Regions from separate parts of the Homo sapiens genome. Here region 2 is linked to region 1. Evidence: read pairs that join two places in POLR2A ChIA-PET (ENCODE). Cell type or tissue: endothelial cell of umbilical vein. All regions are shown on one strand. Links, peaks and the distances in the headings refer to the core of each region. The heading gives the core; the rest is flanking DNA.

The links. Peaks named below come from ENCODE experiments on the same cell type or tissue, not always from the same donor. Only the 100,000 strongest peaks of a DNase experiment are listed, where the experiment ranks them.
Region 2: POLR2A ChIA-PET joins it to region 1 with 8 read pairs; 13 of 35 experiments call an interaction of 5 or more read pairs at or near these places.

Annotation. Positions count from the first base shown.
Region 1 is chr6:41,909,359-41,912,277 of GRCh38, forward strand. It overlaps MED20 (mediator complex subunit 20), which reads right to left. Exons shown (of 4, transcript NM_004275.5): 3 at 1-164. It also overlaps a transcript of BYSL not described here. Among named protein-coding and RNA genes, the nearest start is that of MED20, 10 kb to the right of the region's middle. In endothelial cell of umbilical vein, for the core only: no CTCF peak of the experiment used is centred there; no DNase peak of the experiment used is centred there.
Region 2 is chr6:41,965,931-41,968,849 of GRCh38, forward strand. It overlaps a transcript of CCND3 not described here. Among named protein-coding and RNA genes, the nearest start is that of CCND3, 26 kb to the left of the region's middle. In endothelial cell of umbilical vein, for the core only: no CTCF peak of the experiment used is centred there; a DNase peak (open chromatin) is centred at 1,231; H3K27ac peaks cover 2,043 bases.

The DNA of each region.
Region 1 (2,919 bases), core at 211-2,710:
CTCAATCTTGCTGGCCTTAGCACTCTGGAAAAAGCCCTTGAGCTTCACCATAAGCACATCAAAGTTGGTGTCAGCAATAAGGCAAGGGCCATTCTCAAAGAGGGCGAAACAGCTCAATGGGTACTCTGAGTTGTGCATCACATACATCAGCTTCCCGGTCTGACCTGCAAGGGACAGAGATCCTATTCATCATCAAGACTTTCACTGGCAAACCCCAGAGTAGAGTCAAATGACTCCCCCCGGAATGAGGCCAGACAGCAATCTGGCACTACCTCAGCAGTTCTTGGTTGGGGGTGAGGGGAATCCTCTCACTGACAGCCTTTTCTAGAAAGGTAGGGGGAAATAGCAGGAGAGGCAGCATGTGGTAAAACCCACCCTGCTCTACAGAAAACAGTGAGGGGCACACAGGGAACTTTAATAGTGTTGATCATGTTTTAATTCTTAAGTTGAGTGGTGGGCTCACAGATGGTCTACATGTAAAGTCTAACTCCCACAGACTTTACGTATAATCTTTTGTATATTATCATATATTACATAAGTAAAATGAAAGTAACAGCATTTGGGCATGCCAAAGGAAGTAGCTGCTCCCTTCTTCTGCACACTCTTCCTCAGCTTAGCCTCCTCCCTCTTTGAGATCTAGTAAATGGTCCTATGGAAGCAGCAAAGGGGAGTGTCTGAGCATAAGCAGGGAAAGGTAGATGGGATCCAAGCTGTGATAGGTCTTATCTACCATGCCTCAAGAAGTTTAGACTGTATCCTGAAACCAATGGCAAACCGTTGGAGAATTTTTAGAAGTCTAGCCAACTTGGGAAGCAAGCAGCACACTACAGCAGAGAGACCTCAGGATCTGGATCAGAAGATCAACTTTCAAGCCCCAGCTCACCCCTTCCAGTCTCTAAAATATGAGTTTTCTCATTTATTTCCATAGGCTATTTGCAATAAAAATGGAAAGCTATACACATTTAGTTAAGTAGAAAACAAAAGAAGGCAGGGCTGGGCACAGTGGCTCCCACCCGTAATCCCAACACTTTGGGAGGCTGAGGCGGGTGGATCACTTGAGGTCAGGAGTTCCAGACCGGCCTGATCAACATGGTGAAAACATGTCTCTACTAAAAATACAAAAATTATCTGGGTGTGGCGGTGCACGCCTGTAATCCCAGCTACTGGGGAGGCTGAGGCACGAGAATCACCTGAACCCAGGAGGCAGAGGTTGCAGTGAGTTGAGAGCGTGTCACTGCACTCCAGTCTGGGCAACAGAGCAATACTCTATCTCCAAAAAAAAAAAAGAAAAAAAAAGGTAAAAACTGGAAAGCAAGATTCCTCTTTCATACGCTACAAGAATTAATGGATAGACTGCCACAATCCCACATGCTTATTACATATATAAGCCATTCCCAACACTTTTCTTAGGGCTTCAGAGATGTACAAGCAGAGGACTTAGCCCCTGACTTCAAGAAGCTGACAATCAGGCTGGGCACAGTGGCTCACACCTGTAATCCCAGCACTTTGGGAGGCCAAGGTGGGTGGATCACTTGAGGTCAGGAGTTCGAGACCAGCCTGGCCAACATGGTAAAACCTCGTGTCTACTAAAAACACAGAAATTAGCCAGGCATGGTGGCATGCGCCTGTAATCCCAGCTACTCGGGAGGCTGAGGCAGGAGAAGCGCTTGAACCCAAGAGGCAGAGGTTGCAGTGAGCCGAGATCGTGCCACTGCACTCCAGCCTGGGTGACAGCGAGACTCCATCTCAAAAAAAAAAAAAAGCTGACAATCTCATGAGAGAGATAGGCTAAAAACTTTTTTTTTTTTTTGAGACAGAGTCTCACTCTGTCGCCCAGGCTGTAGTGCAATGGTGCAATCTTGGCTCACTGCAACCTCCACCTCTTAGGTTCAAGTGATTCTCTTGCCTCAGCCTCCTGAGTAGCTGGGATTATAGGTGTGAGCCACCACACCTGGCTAATTTTTGTATTTTTAGTAGAGACGGGGTTTCACCATGTTGGCCAGGCTGGTCTTGAACTCCTGACCTCAGGTGATCTGCCCGCCTCAGCCTCCGAAAGGGCTGGGATTCCAGGCATGAGCCGCCACGCCCAGCTGAGATAGGCTAAAAACTTTTTGAAAGACCACAAAATAAAACAAGTTATTACCGAGGAAAGACCACAAGTCTTTCGGAAAAAGGAAAGACTTCAGGATAGGAAAAGATTAAAATGAACAAGTCAGCAGGAAAAAAAAGTAGGATTTGAACTGCAATATGAAGAGAAGGTAGGATCCAGCCACACAAAGGAAAGAAGACATTCTAGACGGGGGTAAGAGTGTGCAACTGAAAAGGGTGCGAGGGCGGCGAGAGCAGAGGTCATATGGCTTCCCTATACAGGCTGCTGTGCGTGAACACAGCAGGCTCTGCACAGATCCTCCAGGCCACATCCCTCCTCCTGACTGCTTGCTGACAATTCACACCTGTCACCTCATTCTAAATCCAGTTCCAAACTTCTCGACTCTGAAGAAAAAAATCCATCCAAAGCCGACCTCGTCATTCTGTTCTGTCTACTCACTGTAATTGCATACTTTATTCATACTATATGAGTCTACAAGTGTTACTGCCTTGGAAATATCTTAAAAGTCAACTAAGGGGTGTGTGTGTGCGCTTAATGAAGAAGGCACTTCTAGTTGTTATGGACAATAACATTTTCCTTTTCTTCTTTTTTTTTTTTTGAGACACGGTGTTGCTCTGTCACCTAGGCTGGAGTGTAGTGGCATGAACACAGCTCACTGAAGCCTCAACCTCCTGAGCCCAAGCAATCCTTCTGCCTCAGTGTCCCATGTAGCTGGGACCACCATGCCCACCTTTTTTTTTTTTTTTTTTTTTTGTAAAGATGAGGTCTTACCATCTTGCCTAGGCTGGTCTCAAACTCCTAGGCTCAAG
Region 2 (2,919 bases), core at 101-2,600, 56 kb after region 1:
TTTCTGGGAAGATTCTTCCAGGCTGACCTCCTGCTGTATGGGATATGGCAAAATAACTTAGGCCTTTAGACTGAGAGCTTAATTAAAATATGGGCTGTGCTGTGTGACCTTGGCCAAATTACTTAAACCTCAGTGTTCCTGCCTGTAAAATGGGGATAATATAAATTGCATTTAGGGATGGTTATGAGAATAAGAGAAAATACCTAAGATGTCCAGTTTATAGTATGTGCTGTTATTATTATGTTTAGTGCTTGGCTTCAGGTCCTGATCACCTGGTAAGCTTGTTAATTCTGATGGCCACCTTCTGGGCAACACAGAGATATCCGAGCTCCACAAAAACTAAAATCAGCCAGATATGGTGGTGCATGCCTGTAGTCCCAGTTATAGGCTGAGGTGGGAGGATCCCTGGAGCCCAGGAGGTCGAGGCTGCAATGAGCCATAATTGCCACCACTACACTCTAGCCTGGGCGACAGTGAAACCCTGTCTCAAAAAAAAAAGAGAATTCTGATGGCCCTGTTATACTCCCAGAACTGAAAATCAGAATCTTAGGCATGGAGCCCAGGTTCTATATGTTTATCTCCAGGTGATTCCGAAACACATCCAGGGCTGAGAACCACAAGCACACCCTCCCCTCCCCACCGAACCAGGAATTATGTTCTCCTTCTGTTGTCTGTATATCTCCATACAGAATTTACCACAGTCTATCAGTAAACTGTCTCTTAGTTAGGCAGGTCTGTCTATCCCATAGCTAGAAATTCTGAGGGTCAGCTCCCTTCTAGACTGGATGTGGTTATTCCCAAATCAACCATCTACTGAGTCATGCCTCTTCATCCATTACAATAATCTCATTTTAGAGGGGAACCCAAGCTTTTTGATTTATTAATTTATTCACTCATTTGCAGTTGACCCCTTAAGCCCTCTACAGCATGAATAATTGAGAATTCACACAAATTCTGGGGTGAGACTAGAACAAATGGAAAGAGAAGTTTAACACAAGTTGACGCAAGTCTCTAGGTATTAATAACTGCTCCATAATTAATAATAATATAACAATAGTTATATAGCATGCTTTGTGTCAGGCCTTGTTTTAAGTGCCGGCTAACCATAGGTCGAAGGCTTCCTGGATTCCCTAGCAGAGGAATGAATGACATGAAAGGAAATTCCTCTAGGAAAAAAACAAAACAAAACATTTTTGAGGTTTTCTTTGTCTCACCTCTGGTTTCAGACCCATGGTTCCTTTGCTGAGTCATGGAGAACGGCATTTTGAAAGGGGGAAGGCGGAGGAGTGTCACCTTCCTATTCCCAGGGCAGCAGAGTCACCAAGGCTAGACAGCCACATTTTCATCCTACCCTAAGTCTCTTCAATGAATACATAATAATATTAATGAATGCTTGAATGAAAAATTAATAAGTAATTCAACAAGCACTTACTGATTCCCTCTGAAAGATTTGGAATCAAATATCCCTGGATTTGATTCCTACCTCTGTCACTTATGACACTGGGCAAGTGACTAAGCCTCGATTTCTTCATCTATAAAAGGAGCTGGGCCAGGACATATCAGCAAGTTCCTTCTCAACTCTCTAGTCCAGGCTTCTTAGACAATAACCTGCACATGAATCATTTGGAACTTTGGTAAATGCAGATGCTAATTCAACGCTTCCGGGTAGAGCCCGGGAATCTGCATTTCTATCCATCTCCCGCAGCAGCTGCTGGGACACACCTTGAGTAGTGAAGATCACACTTGGAGTCCACACTGAGGCAATTTTTAGCTGTTCTCACTCACAGACTTTCTTATCCATTGTATCAATTTTAGTGCGTCAAAGTGACTTGCAGAACCTGTTAACTATGCAGCTGCGTGATTCTTTCCCCAGTCCCCAGAATCAAAGTCTCAGACACACCCTGGTGGTTCTAACCCCCACTAATGTCCACATCCTTCAAGGTGGTTATTTATTTGCCTTCTCCAGCCTTCCCTTGAGTAGGCCAAATCATTCTAAATGCTTCAAATGTTTTTGCACCCAGGATTTTGTAATAAATTCCCTTTAAAAGGTCAGACATTTATGAGAAGGGAGTTTAATTATTAGTCTTTTCTGAATGTAAACCATCTTCATTCCAACTAAAGTGGTAGGAGAGGAGAAGCAGTATGGGGAAAGAGTAGAATTTCCTGCTGATTTGACACAAAATGCTGATATCAATGAAGATAACATTTAGCTAACAGCAAATGGGGTATAAAGTGTCATCAATTCAATGAATCACTGTGCACTGGAAAAAAATGCCCTAAAATCTCACAGCTCATATATGAAAGAAACTTTGATGTCCCAAATTTGACACTAATCCTAATATCTTTATGACATTACCAATAATGACTTCTGAAGCTGAAATAAGCTTTTCTGGACTATCAATAATAGAAAAAGTTTATAATCAATCATGCTAGAGGAATACTGGTTTTTTTAATTCTATGGAAAATATTACAAAATTATTATGATATGAAGATGCAGCTAAGAAGGATGCAGCCAAAAAACCTAGGAAAATCGGGCCTGTAATCCCAGTTACTTGGGAGGCTAAGGCAGGAGGATTGTTGAGCCCAGAAGTCCAAGCTATGATTACACCATGGTACTCCAGCCTGGGTGACAAAGCAAGACTCCATCTCTAAAAAACAAACAACAACAACAAAGACATAGGAAAAAAAGTATTATAGAGGAATGTCAAAGAGTTAACACAAATAGTATGTTACCTTTCTGGATTTTGAGATGTGTGTGATCTTGATGTTTCAGCTCTTTTTTCTAATACGTTGTGATTTCATTTCAAAATCTAAATATTCACTTTTGTATCTTTTATATCTGTGATTTTATAATGTTTCTGTATTGGTTTGTGTTTGTTTGTTTGTTTGTTTTGACACGGAGTCTCACTCTGTCACCCA